Regions from separate parts of the Mus musculus genome. Here region 2 is linked to region 1. A link is a contact called in ENCODE Hi-C data. All regions are on one chromosome and are shown on one strand. Each heading gives the region's core, a stretch centred on a gene start or an enhancer-like site at or near the end of the contact. The rest is flanking DNA. Distances are from core to core; before and after follow the strand shown.

Region 1 (5,561 bases), core at 1,299-3,798:
AAGAATCTAGCTGTGAAAAAAAAAAAAAACAACAACCAAATATACAATTTATAAATGGGTTGCAAATCTAAACATGGAATTCTAAATGGAGGGAACTCAAATGGCCAAAATATACTTTAAAATATTCAACACTTTTAGCCTTCAGGGAGATGCAAATCAAAACTATTTTGAGATTCCATCTTATAATCGTCAGAATAGCTAAAATCAACGTCACAAGTGAAAGCTTATGCTGATATAAATGTGGAGCAATAGAAACATCCCTCCATTGTTAGAGGGAGTGCAAAATTGTACAGCCACTAAGGAAATCAGTGTGGCAGTTTTTCAAACTGATGGGAATCAGACTACTTCAAGATCTACTCAGTCCAGGGCATATACCCAAAGGACACTTCAATCTACCCAAGGACCCTTGCTAAACCAGGCTCATTGCAGCTTTATTCACAATATTTAGAAACTAGAATCAATCTAGATGACCTTCAACAGAAGAATAAATAAAGAACATGTAGTACATTTGCACAGTAGATTATTACTCAGCTGTGAGCAGATCTAGCTGAGCAGTGGGAGGCCTGTATATAGGAAAGAAATTCTTCAGAATGCACCTGAAACTTTTCATAAAACAAAAATGAAAAATGGTTACACTTGTCCAAAGGAGACATGGAGGAAGAAAGAGAAAATATCATGCCAAAGTCTCGTTTTCTGTGAGGATTTCATTTTACTCTATGAGATGTGAGACTCATTCATACACAGTTCACACAAATGCAGAGTTGTTTTCCCAGGACCTCTTAGTAGGGGCAAGGAAGACTACAAGAAAACTATTCTGACCCACAGAATCAAGGCTGCTGCACTTCTCTAACAGGTCTGTGAAAAAAAGCCCTGACTCTAGGGTCTAGGTGTTCTCACAACTACAAGAAGTCCAAAGTCTGAGAAACTACTAACAACAAACTATGAAACAAAAATAAAAACAAAATAAAACAAAACAAAAAAAAATAGTTTGGTCACATGTGCGTGGACACAGTGCTTTTCTTGAACTAAGGAGACATTTTTCTGATGTAAGTGAGCAATCACAGTTATTCAAAAGATGCTTTCCTATTTTTAAAAACTCTATACTGACTTTTCTATCTATAAAAACATCTTCCTCTCACAGCATGCATACTGGGCTGGACTATATCACAAGAGGAATGGCTAACTTAAGTGCCTATTAACACATCAAAGTCGACATTTTTGGCTAGAAGCTTTCCTGGCTCCTGGTTTTTCTCTTGGTCCCTCCCTGACCCCCATACCTAGTTCAGTCTGGACTCTTCAAGTGGCCTCTGGTTGTTTTCTGGTTCATACTGTAAAACCCAAAAATACCGTGTAAGCACCACCTTCGCAAGAACCAGGTACCTTCTTGGAATGCTGGGAGTTTTAGTTCTTGAGAAAATTGCAAAACCTCATGCATGGGAAAGTATGGTGGCCTATAGGTTTGTCTTTATAAAGCTCTGGAGCATGTGACCAAAGTCCATCTCTTGGTTAGTATTTAACAACCCTTACTCAAATGGTGGAATTGTTTGTTTGTTTGTTTTCTCCAGCTAATCTGAGCATTATCATGACCTACAATTAACCTTCTCCTCAGCCACACCTTTGGACAGTCATCATCTCATTTTCATTCAGCCGTAAGGTGTGATGTTAATAACTAAGCATATGAAGACACATGTCTGAATGCTGTATTTACATCAAAGAGAGCATGCATCTAAGATGGAACTCTAACGGGGAGCAAAACTTTGGTCAGTAAAACTTAATGTTTACAGTCATAATTTTGGTGCTTCGTAATGTATATTTTCTGATTCACTCAAATGTGTACTGGTTCCTCATAAGACTAATATCTACAAAGCTCTCTGGGAATGCCTATTTCCCAGGCCAGAGGCCACTCTCTCCTGAGTAGGCAAATGATGGGTCAAGGGAGTTAAGAAATCTAAGTTCGAGAAGCTTTGTAACTGCTGTAACAAAGAGAACCCCGTGTGCAAACTACAGTACTGCAAATGTTCTACGACACTATTTTCGGAAACCATTCTGGTAACCATAAGATAAATGAAACAAACAAACAAACAAACAAACAAACCACGATACACCCAGTTCATAGGATCTCAAACCTCCTGACAATGATAAAAATCCACAGCAGAATTGTGAGCGCGGCGTCCTTAAGAGCAACTGCAGAAAACAAGCCCCTGCTCCGCTCCAGCCCATTTCCCAGCCCCGCAGCTCCTCTGACCTGCAAGGTTCCAGGGCCGCCGGGCTGCGGTGCCCGCGGCTGCGCGGCTGATGGCTGACTCTCCCAGGTCAGCACAGGAAACCGCATCTGAGGAGAGTTTACGGCCTTCGAAAAGAACCAGGCCAGGGTAAGTCGCCCGCAGTGGGAGTAGAGACAACTTGGCTCCAACAGGTACCTAAGGGGACGCGGTTCCCAGTCTCTGGCCACGATCTTTGGAGCGGCTCCCCTAGCCCCGCCCAGGACACCACGGTTCCGGTCACGTGACAGCGCTAACGCCTTCAGGCCCGCCGCTTTCACTTCCTTAATTACGTTGGTAGAGTCCGTCCAGCTGCGTTCTCTTCTAGGTCGCCAGCTCCAAATGTCCAGGCCAGAATGACGTGAAAAGCCACCATTCCCCTTGCTACCTGTGTAATCCATGTGTACTCGAACTGAGCGCTGGTTTTTCGGCCCCAGTTTCCTCCGGAAACCGGAAAGCTCCTCAGACGCAGTTTCCTGGCTGCGGACCTGGGAGAGTCAGCAGCGCAGCGGCGGGCACCGCAGCCCGGTGGCCCCGGAAGGTCCCAGGTCAGAGGCGCTGCGGGGCTGGGAAACGGGAGGGAGCGGAGCAGCGGGGTGTTTTACGCAGCTGCTTTTATGGATGCCGCTCTCACAGTTCTGTTATCTTACCGTTGTCGGGAAATTGAGATCCTGTGAACTGGGGGTCTATCATGATTTTTTTTTTCATTTATCCTCCAGTTATCAGAATATTCAGTTGTAAAATAACTCATTAAAAATGATAGAGCAGTTGCATTATCTGCTGTTTGCTATTGTGTCAATCACAAAGCATACGGGACGTAAATGTATTCATGTTTCTAACACCCGTGTTTTACTAATTGCTTATTCAAGAGAATACCTTTTACTTCGCTAAATAGAACTTTGTATTTATACTAACCATATGAAGAACCAGTACAGATTCTTTTTTTTTTTGAACGAGAAAATATACTTTATGTTATGCTATGGTTGTGATTGTAAACATTAATATTTACTAAGTAGACTTTAGTGTTGTATGCAGTTTCGGATGTAAATAAAGCATTCAGAAGTGCGTCTTCATATGCTGAGTTCTTATGGTACACCTTAGGGCCAGGCAAGCTCACTATTGCTATGTGAGTGTATCAGACCACTCTATTGTTATGATTAGAAAACCCAGTATAGATTAAAGTTTTAGAAAGCATCTTTTGTACAACTACGATCACTCTCCTGTATCAGAAAAAAGATCTCTGTGGTTGAAGAAAAGCGCTCTGCACCTACATATGTGGCCAAGCTTTTTTTTTTTTTTTTTTTTTTTTTTTTTTTTTTATTGTAGGGTTTGTTATCATCAAGTCCTGTGGTTGTGGACATCCTGTAGGAGTGGGAATGCTTAGACTCTGCTGACAGGGATTTTTGCAGAGATCTCCCTTTGGACAAGTGTAGCAGTCTGGTTTCTATGGGAGACAATAGTTTTCTTGCAGTCTCTCCAGCTTTCTTTTCAGGATTCCTGGGAGAATGACTCTCTTTGTGTCTGAGCTATGTGTGAATGAGACTCACATCTCACATAGTTAAATGAAATCTTTAGATTAAAAGGGACATTTTTATTTCTGATATTTACTCTTTCCTTCACAGTTTCCTTTTTGGAGGCATCATTCATGAATGTATTTATGTATTTATTTATTTACTTTCAACACAGCAAAAGCTTTATTTGTACAATCTTTACTGGACAATTTGGGGCTGTGTTACTGAGTAAACACCTGTCGTCTCAGGCCTGTTACTAAAATGGTAATAGATACAAATCAGACTTACTGGTGACAGTCCTTTTGGTCCTGTCTTATTTATAACAGTTTCTATAGCACTGCAGCCTTCAGTGGTACTGTACCACTCTGGAAAAGATACCTTCAGGCTCCTTTCCATCCCCCAAAGCTGCAGCAAATCCTTCCTGCTGCCTCCTCTTAGCCAAAGCAGCCAAAGATTTAAGCGTCTATGGTTCGTAGATGGCCAGGTCCACAGGTACTTTCCGGTTGAGCTCCACCTGGCACTTCATTAAGTTGACAGTGAATTCGGGGTACTGTAAGCCATGCTCCTGGGAGGCAGCTGTAATTGGATTAATCCAGAGGGTCCTCAAAGTTCTGCTTCTTAAGTCTGTGGGACTTCGTACACGAAGGCTCTGGTCACCGCCCTGACTGCCAGCAGGTAGCAGTGATTCTTCCTTCCCCTAAAATCTTAAAATGTAGAGCATGTTTCAGCACCTCCTATACCTGCCAATAGCGACCAGTGAGGCGGTTCCGCAGCCACAGCCACGTCATAAGGAATACCATGATGGGCTCCCGAATCCTGAGGACGCATCATTTATTTTTGTACCATGAAAAGTTCTGAATGCTTTCTTATGAATCTTTCCCATATGCAGGGGCCCCCTGCCCAGTCAGTGCTACTTACCTGTGAATCTGAGAGCCCTGGATGGTGAAGAGAGGAAAGAGTAGCAAAGGATCCTGTATGTTAGAGGGAATGAGGAACGATTGGGAGGGGCTTCAAGTCCCAGTAGAAAGGGGACATGAGATTGGTTTGGCCAGATTCTATTTCCTTCCAAATAGTTCTGGATATTTGCACCATGAATAACATCAGAATATTCCCATTGTAAGTAGTAGAAGACTATGTAAGAATTAATATACAGAGGCAAATATAATTTAATTTGGTTTTGTATGTGAAGAATGCTGTTTCTTTTCCATTCATATCTTCTTATTATAATTATGTTTGTCAGAACAATGGATGCCTCTTAGTTTTTCTTGATATTAGAGTTTTGGAGCATTTTGTATTTCCTTTAGGTTCTCTTGTCTTTTATGGTTAATTTCTCCATTTCCTAAAACAATGCCAGCTCAATTTTGATAACATTTGATTAATATTTCTGCATAATATTAAACCTATCTATATTACCTTTCCATTGATATCTGCTGTTGTCTGTCTTCTTGTCAACTGTCAATATTTTGCTATAATTTTAATATATTTTGAAATCACCCATGATTTTGATTCTTCTCTAATTTTTTAAAGTCTTAATGGTTTCACATTTCATGAATGTGCTTGGAATAATAGAAATAATTCTCTATTTATATTTCAAAATGTCTGTAGGATTTTGGTATTTCAAATCTTAAAATCATCCTTTTATATTTCTTCACATGATTAAATAAGAACATTCTAGCTGTGACTCAGTATTTGGGTCTTTTTTGGGTCTTTTATGTATACTCTGTCTTCTTTTGATGTCAACATTCAAGATTCTTAATGATAAAATTTTCTAAACTCAGGTCTTTACTAG
Region 2 (6,173 bases), core at 1,591-4,090, 1.6 Mb after region 1:
TTTTTATCGAAAGATGAAGCCATGCATTCTATGTATTTTTAAAGTATACTATTATTATCTATTTCAAATATGTATTCGAGCTAAGAAAATAGTATTCAGTGCCTTGAGTCTACCAGTGATCTATGCCCCCAAACTATAATTTAAAAATTAACCAGTTGCCTTGAAAGGTAGTCTCTAAATAATTGGGTTTATTTAAAAAAAAAAAAAAAAAAAGGACTTTTTTGAAAATACATATAACCTAACCTGGAGTCATCTGTAATCCTAGTGTTCAGAAAGAAGATGCAGAAGGATTTTTGAGTTCGAGCCCAGTCTGGTCTACATAACAAGACGTATGTATGTATGTATGTATGTATGTATGTATGTATGTATGTATTTTAAGGAACTGCAATGGAATTGTACGTCTACGATCTGAACAATTACTATGTTTGAGTATCAACTAATAATTGGTGGTACATAAAAATCGTTCAAATAAAACCATATGGTATTTTGTAAAGTGAAAGCGTATTTATTTGAAAACAAAACATTACCTTGAGCCGGCTATGGTGGCGCACGCCTTTAATCCCAGCACTCGGGAGGCAGAGGCAGGCGGAGTTCGAGTGCCAGCCTGGTCTACAAAGTGAATTTCAGGACAGCCAGAACTATATTGAAATGGTAAGTTGACATTTATTTGAAAACAAAACATTACCTTGAAATGGTAGGTTGAAATTTATTTGAGAACAAAACAAAATTTTGAAAGCAAAACCACCTGCAAGGAACCGTTTCTCTTCAGCTCACTTACCAGCTACCTAAAAGTGCCTAAAACACCTCATTACCCCGGGTGGGACTCGAACCCACAATCCCTGGCTTAGGAGGCCAATGCCTTATCCATTAGGCCACCGGGGCTGACGAGAAAGAGACGTTATGGATGTTCCACCAGTCTGAGTCTTTGGGTTCTTTCCGTGTCCATCAACCGTGTGTACCATTTCAGCCAAGGTACCGGCTCTAACGTTGCCGGGCCCCGAGCACCCTTAAGATCTAAAGGAGGACGCACTTGTAAGGAGGCGACTGAAACACGTACATCGCTGCTTTTATTTTGCTCACTGGTTTACAGAACAGGTACGCGTCTTTCTATGGTGCAAGATATCCAAGATTCCAATACTGAATGAGCCCTTTGAACCCGGACGACCAGTATGATGGAAAACGTGTTTGTGATGCAGGATGCAGGAAACTGGAGCCGGCACGATAATGTATGTGCTTTGCAGTGCCGGTTCCCTGTCCAGGATAACTGTGCCGGGTCTCTGTCCAGTCTTCCACCGTCTCTTCAACCAAATGTTACTTGGTAGGGACAGGTCTTCATGCTTTCTCTTTATAGAGTATACAACTGGCCTATATATTTTACTTGATACCCACCCCCCTCAAAAAAATTAAAGTAAATTAAACAACAACAGCAACAACTAAACAGCACAGTCGGAAGAACCTGAGGTCGAGTTTTGGCTTGAGGCTTGTGGGTTCCGGCCCAGTTGCGTTATCCTCGTGTCCTTTTGACTCTCCTTTATCTCATGTGTGTGTCTGATATAACATATTTGCAAGCTTTATTAAGCCACTGTAACATTAAAGAGAAAATTATTCTGCACAAGGCTCTGTCACGTGAGCTGGTACCCCGCCCTCCCATTCTGTGGTTCTCCTGGGAGTTGTAGGGATGACAACGGTTCCACTTAGACCGAATCCCTTAAATAGAGATATCCCACACACACACACCAGGTTAAATGTCAACTCAATCTGGGACATATTCTTGCTATTTAAAAATTTATATTTACACTGGACCTGTAAGGAGACGCCTCTGTTGTTGTTGAGACAGGATCTCATGTAGCCCAGTGGCTTTTAATTCCCCTGCCTCCGCCTCCTAAATACCGGCATTACAGGTGTGCCTGGACATTGTAAGAAATCTAATTTTCTTACTGTTTCATGGATTTTAAAGCTGTGGACATATAAACCGAATTTACTGCTTTAGTTATTTTCAAGTGTTCAGTTCAGTGACAATTGCATTCACCCAGATAGCCTACTGAGTTTTTTATTTTAATCAAATGTCTTTAACGTTCCCTTGGGACACCTCCCACCCACCACGTAAGCAATCCAATCTAGCATCTATTCGGTTCCTTTCCTTGGCACTAATTCGAGCTGCTCGTAGTCTGTCTTGAGATAATAACTTCACCTACTTAATACAAACATGCTGGTCTTCCTTCCGGGGTACCAGACAAGAGTTTGAAAAGCAAATTTGAGAATGGGAAATTTTAAGGTAGGTTTTTAAAAAGCAAATGCACGCAGCGACCACGAAGGGACTCGAACCCCCAATCTTCTGATCCGGAATCAGACGCCTTATCCATTAGGCCACGCGGCCCTACACTGACTCAGGCCTTAGCTCTCTCCATAAGACTTATTCAAGCGCCTACTGCGCATGCTTAAACCAAAGAAAAATCCTACCTATTGAGCCAATCTATTTAGTGACAGTCTCAAAGGAGCCTCCACAAGTTTGAACCGATATAATCAGACTCCTGAGCAGTCAGTCAGCAGAAGCCCTTCCGGATCCTAGAGGCTCGTCTTTCAGATCTCCTCCATTGGCTGGCCCTCAACTCAAGACCAGGGACAACCCACATGAACTTGCCCTATCACGTCACTGAAGTATCCACAATTGTCTTTTCCAGTCTCCAGACCCGTGCTGGCTCGCCTCTCTGGCAACTCCATGGCCCCAGCGCCATGTGGAGATTGAGACCGCCCGCATCAGGGACTCAGCGAGGCGAGAGTTATAGTTCCGGAGATGATCCTTCCCAGAACTTCTTTCTCCCTAAGCCTCTCCCAGCATATCCAGGTCAGCCTTGTGAGGTTCCGTAGTCCCAGACAGGAAGCACAGACCCGATTCAACCTCTGGTTCCCGAGAGCACAGTCGATCCCCTATCTACTACCAGGTAACTTTCCCCATTATCTCACGTATTTCAGAAAGAGCATACATTTTCCGGAGCACGCCGATCATGAACACATACATATTTATTGGCGCTATGTGAGCTCCCACGCCCAAACTGCTGCATCGATGACAGGGTGTGAAGAGGGGATGTAGGGGAAGTGGTGAGGTTGCTCGTCCTATAAACAGAGCCGGCGCCTGAGCAAGCTGCGGATCTCCAGGCAGGCTTTGCACAGCTCATCACTGTCTGGCCCCAGGACGTCCAGCTCACACACCCGCCTGTTGACCCTGTTGACACTCAGCTAGGCCCTGAGGGGCTCAGTCCATCACACCCACTGCAGTCATTGTCTGCTGGAGGGGTTTTTGCGGAGAGGTCGATACTTTCTGAAATAGTCTATGAATCCTAGGCTGGTCTCAGTCTCTGGTCCTGCCACTACCTCCCAGCTACAGGCATGCTCCTCAATGACCGACTCTTGTGTCTGTTGTTCTGTAAGCCTAAAATTTCAAGTGCTACCTAATCATCTTTGAGCCTAATACTAACCCAGCAGTTTTACATGAGCTCCTTGCTCTCAACCAAAAAGTCCCCCACCCAAAGGGAAAGGCTCCCCACCCCATATATATAATCATATAATCAGCCAGACCAGCATTGCCCACCCTGACCTCAACACAAGAAGAGGACCTCCCTATTAGCCTGCAAAACTGTACAAATGAACTGACCCTATTCTGTAACAACCCAGTGGCACCTCCCTTCCTGCACCCCCTGCTGGCTCCTTCTACTTCCCAGTATACCCCCCACCTCAGTCCCCTCCTCCCAATGGCTTCTGGTGTCCTCCTCTCCTGAACTTTATTTAGTGTATGTAATAGCTGCTGCTGAGTTTGTCTGACCAATGTGCCCTGTATTTGAGCATCTCTTGATGTGAGGGCAAGAGGGAGGGAGGGAGGGAGGGAGGGAGGGAGGGAGGGAGGGAGGGAGGGAGGGAGGGAGAGAGAGAGAGAGAGAGAGAGAGAGAGCCTTCTCCTTGCTTCTCCTTTCCCTGGGTTAAGTGGAAGGTAATGAGAACACTCCCACAGATCCAGCCCCTCTTTCTCCCCTCCTAACCCCGTTCCTCACACCTCAGTCAGCAGCTCAAGGAGATCTCTTCCAGGGTTGGCTCTGATGACCTCCACCAGTGTCTGGACAAAGTCCGAGCCCTTTTCATCCCGATAAGCCACACAGCCTAGGTGAGGGGATGGGGTCAGAGTCAACCTTGGGCTGACATCCCAACCTTCAGTGGCCTATTGTGGGTGGAAGAAGTGAGGAGGGGAAGCAGAGAGCATTCTGGGTAACTGGCTTCAGACCAGCACAGGGTCAGGGACTTCTTGCATCAGGAAGAAGTTGCCGATATTTGTAGAGTGAATATTTGGGTATAATCAATGTACAACAAATATTTACTGTGGACTTGCTAGGTACCAAACAGTGGACAGGCGCCTGAAGCAAGCAGGACTGTCCTGTCCTAGAACTTACACAAGGGAGCATTTGACAGGAGCTTGCCATTCTAACCCTGACTCTAAGGACTAACCTGTAGGAGGAGAGTGACTTAACTGGGGCTGGACTCTTGCTGAGAGTGAAGCTATCACTCCAAGCCATGGGGCAGGAAACTAGGCCCACCATAACCATAGGTTTCTTACCCTCGACAGCTGCAGAGACAGTAAGGATGTCTGCTTGGCCTGAGCTCCCTGGAGTGGAGATAAGGTTGTCTGCAAAAAGAGTCAACTCCCATTACCAGCATCCAGGGACTCCACCTGCCCCAGTGTCTTGTCATCTCTGGCTCAGGGGCAGCACTAGACAGTGGAAAGAATGTGGAGCTGAAAACCCACAAGCCTTACAGCATCCAGGCTGTATGAACTCAGAGAGGCTAGGTCCTCTTGCTAACTCCCAAATTGTCAGACTCAGCTAGGAGCAGAAACCTCAGAGTCCCTCACAGCTTAGGAAGACATTTCCTCCCTGGATCTTGGCAAAGCAGCAAACTCCAAGCTACCAGGCCTAGTAGTGTGCTGTGTGAATGGTTCCCAGCACCTGTGTGCCAAGCCCAGGCTCCAGAAGAAAAGCAGACCCACCTGGAGCATCAGCATGGATCTGAAGAACATCTGCCTGGGTTGGGATGGCTCGGGGTGCTCTCAGCCAATGACGGTACCATGGGAGAGCTCTTGACCCCACACCAGGGTCCCTGTTCCCTGGAGAAGGATGGGGCAGATACCTTTACTCAGTGGAACCTCAGGATATCTCTGGGCGAGGCAGGCTTGCAGGGGTGGCAACATTCATAGAGGTTCAAGTTTGTGGGCTTGACTCCAGGGGAGGCTGGAGAGGGGCAGGGAATGGCTAGCCCGCAGGCTTCCTGGAGGAGCTGTGTGGGAAATGTAGGAGGCAGAGGAATGGCAGGGTAGAGGGTCAGGCTGGAGGCGGAGTCCCTCACCCCCACAGCAGACCTGGAGCAGGAAGATCTTGGGGTGGCCATGCAGTGCCTGGCAGCAGCTCAGTTCCTGCACCAGCACTTCTGCCTGTACTTCTTGACCATCACCCCCCAGCAGCTGCCCCTGTGGCTCCCTATGGGCCATCAAGGCCACCAGGGCACAGCTCACGGGGCCCGTTGTATCCAGCTTTTCCCGAAGCTGAGCCAGTTCTTCCCAGAAGGCCTGGAGTGGTAAAGGCCAAGGTCTGAACCAGCTCCTGGCTGCCCTTCATGGGGCTGGGAGCACTTCTTCAGTCTGGGAGCACTTCTTCAGTCTCTGTCTAGGAAATCAGACTTCCCAAGGCAAGAAAGTGACTGTCCCATGAATACAGCAGGAAATCAGAGGCAAGACTTACAGATGTGCTTCCTGCCTGTGGTGTGGGGGAAACCCAGGAAGGAGAACTCCAGGGTCCTAGGGCAGGGGTACCCTTCCTTCCAGCACCACCAGTTTTGGGCTTCCCCCAATCTGAGCTGATGGGTTTATCCTCAGGGTGGCCTTGAAGCCCAAGGCCTGGCAAAGGTTCCTCAATGCTGCCACATCATGCTGTGCTCCTAGTCGGTCTTGAATCACAGCCAGTAGGAGGGCAAGCCCTGGTTCCAGACAGGTCATATTGTGTGCTTGCTCTAGGGTCTGACTGTACAGAGGAATAGGGACACACAGTAGAAGGAAGGGACCCCCAGTTCCTCTTCTCCCCCATTTGTCTCCCTCAGCCTCCACCCATCCTGCTACTGCAGACACAGGACTGGAT

The links. Hi-C counts contacts between places; a loop is a spot of excess contacts on that map.
Region 2: a loop to region 1 is called in a map of T-helper 17 cell, with 4 times the contacts of the local background. The contact joins the promoter of 6330415G19Rik here to the promoter of Zfp943 in region 1. A Hi-C loop is called at or near these places in 2 of 37 maps with a recorded cell type or tissue (T-helper 17 cell and regulatory T cell).

The regions. Positions count from the first base shown.
Region 1 is chr17:21,960,011-21,965,571 of GRCm38, forward strand. Zfp943 (zinc finger prtoein 943) reads left to right here and starts at 2,549. Exons shown (of 4, transcript NM_001025373.2): 1 at 2,549-2,809. It overlaps Zfp942 (zinc finger protein 942), which reads right to left and starts at 2,454. Exons shown (of 6, transcript NM_001199048.1): 1 at 2,246-2,454. It also overlaps the pseudogene Gm7805.
Region 2 is chr17:23,547,959-23,554,131 of GRCm38, forward strand. 6330415G19Rik (RIKEN cDNA 6330415G19 gene) reads left to right here and starts at 2,841. Exons shown (of 2, transcript NR_126484.1): 1 at 2,841-2,942. It overlaps n-TRccg2 (a tRNA gene), which reads right to left and starts at 2,377; the gene lies at 2,305-2,377. It overlaps n-TRcct2 (a tRNA gene), which reads right to left and starts at 882; the gene lies at 810-882. It also overlaps the pseudogene Casp16.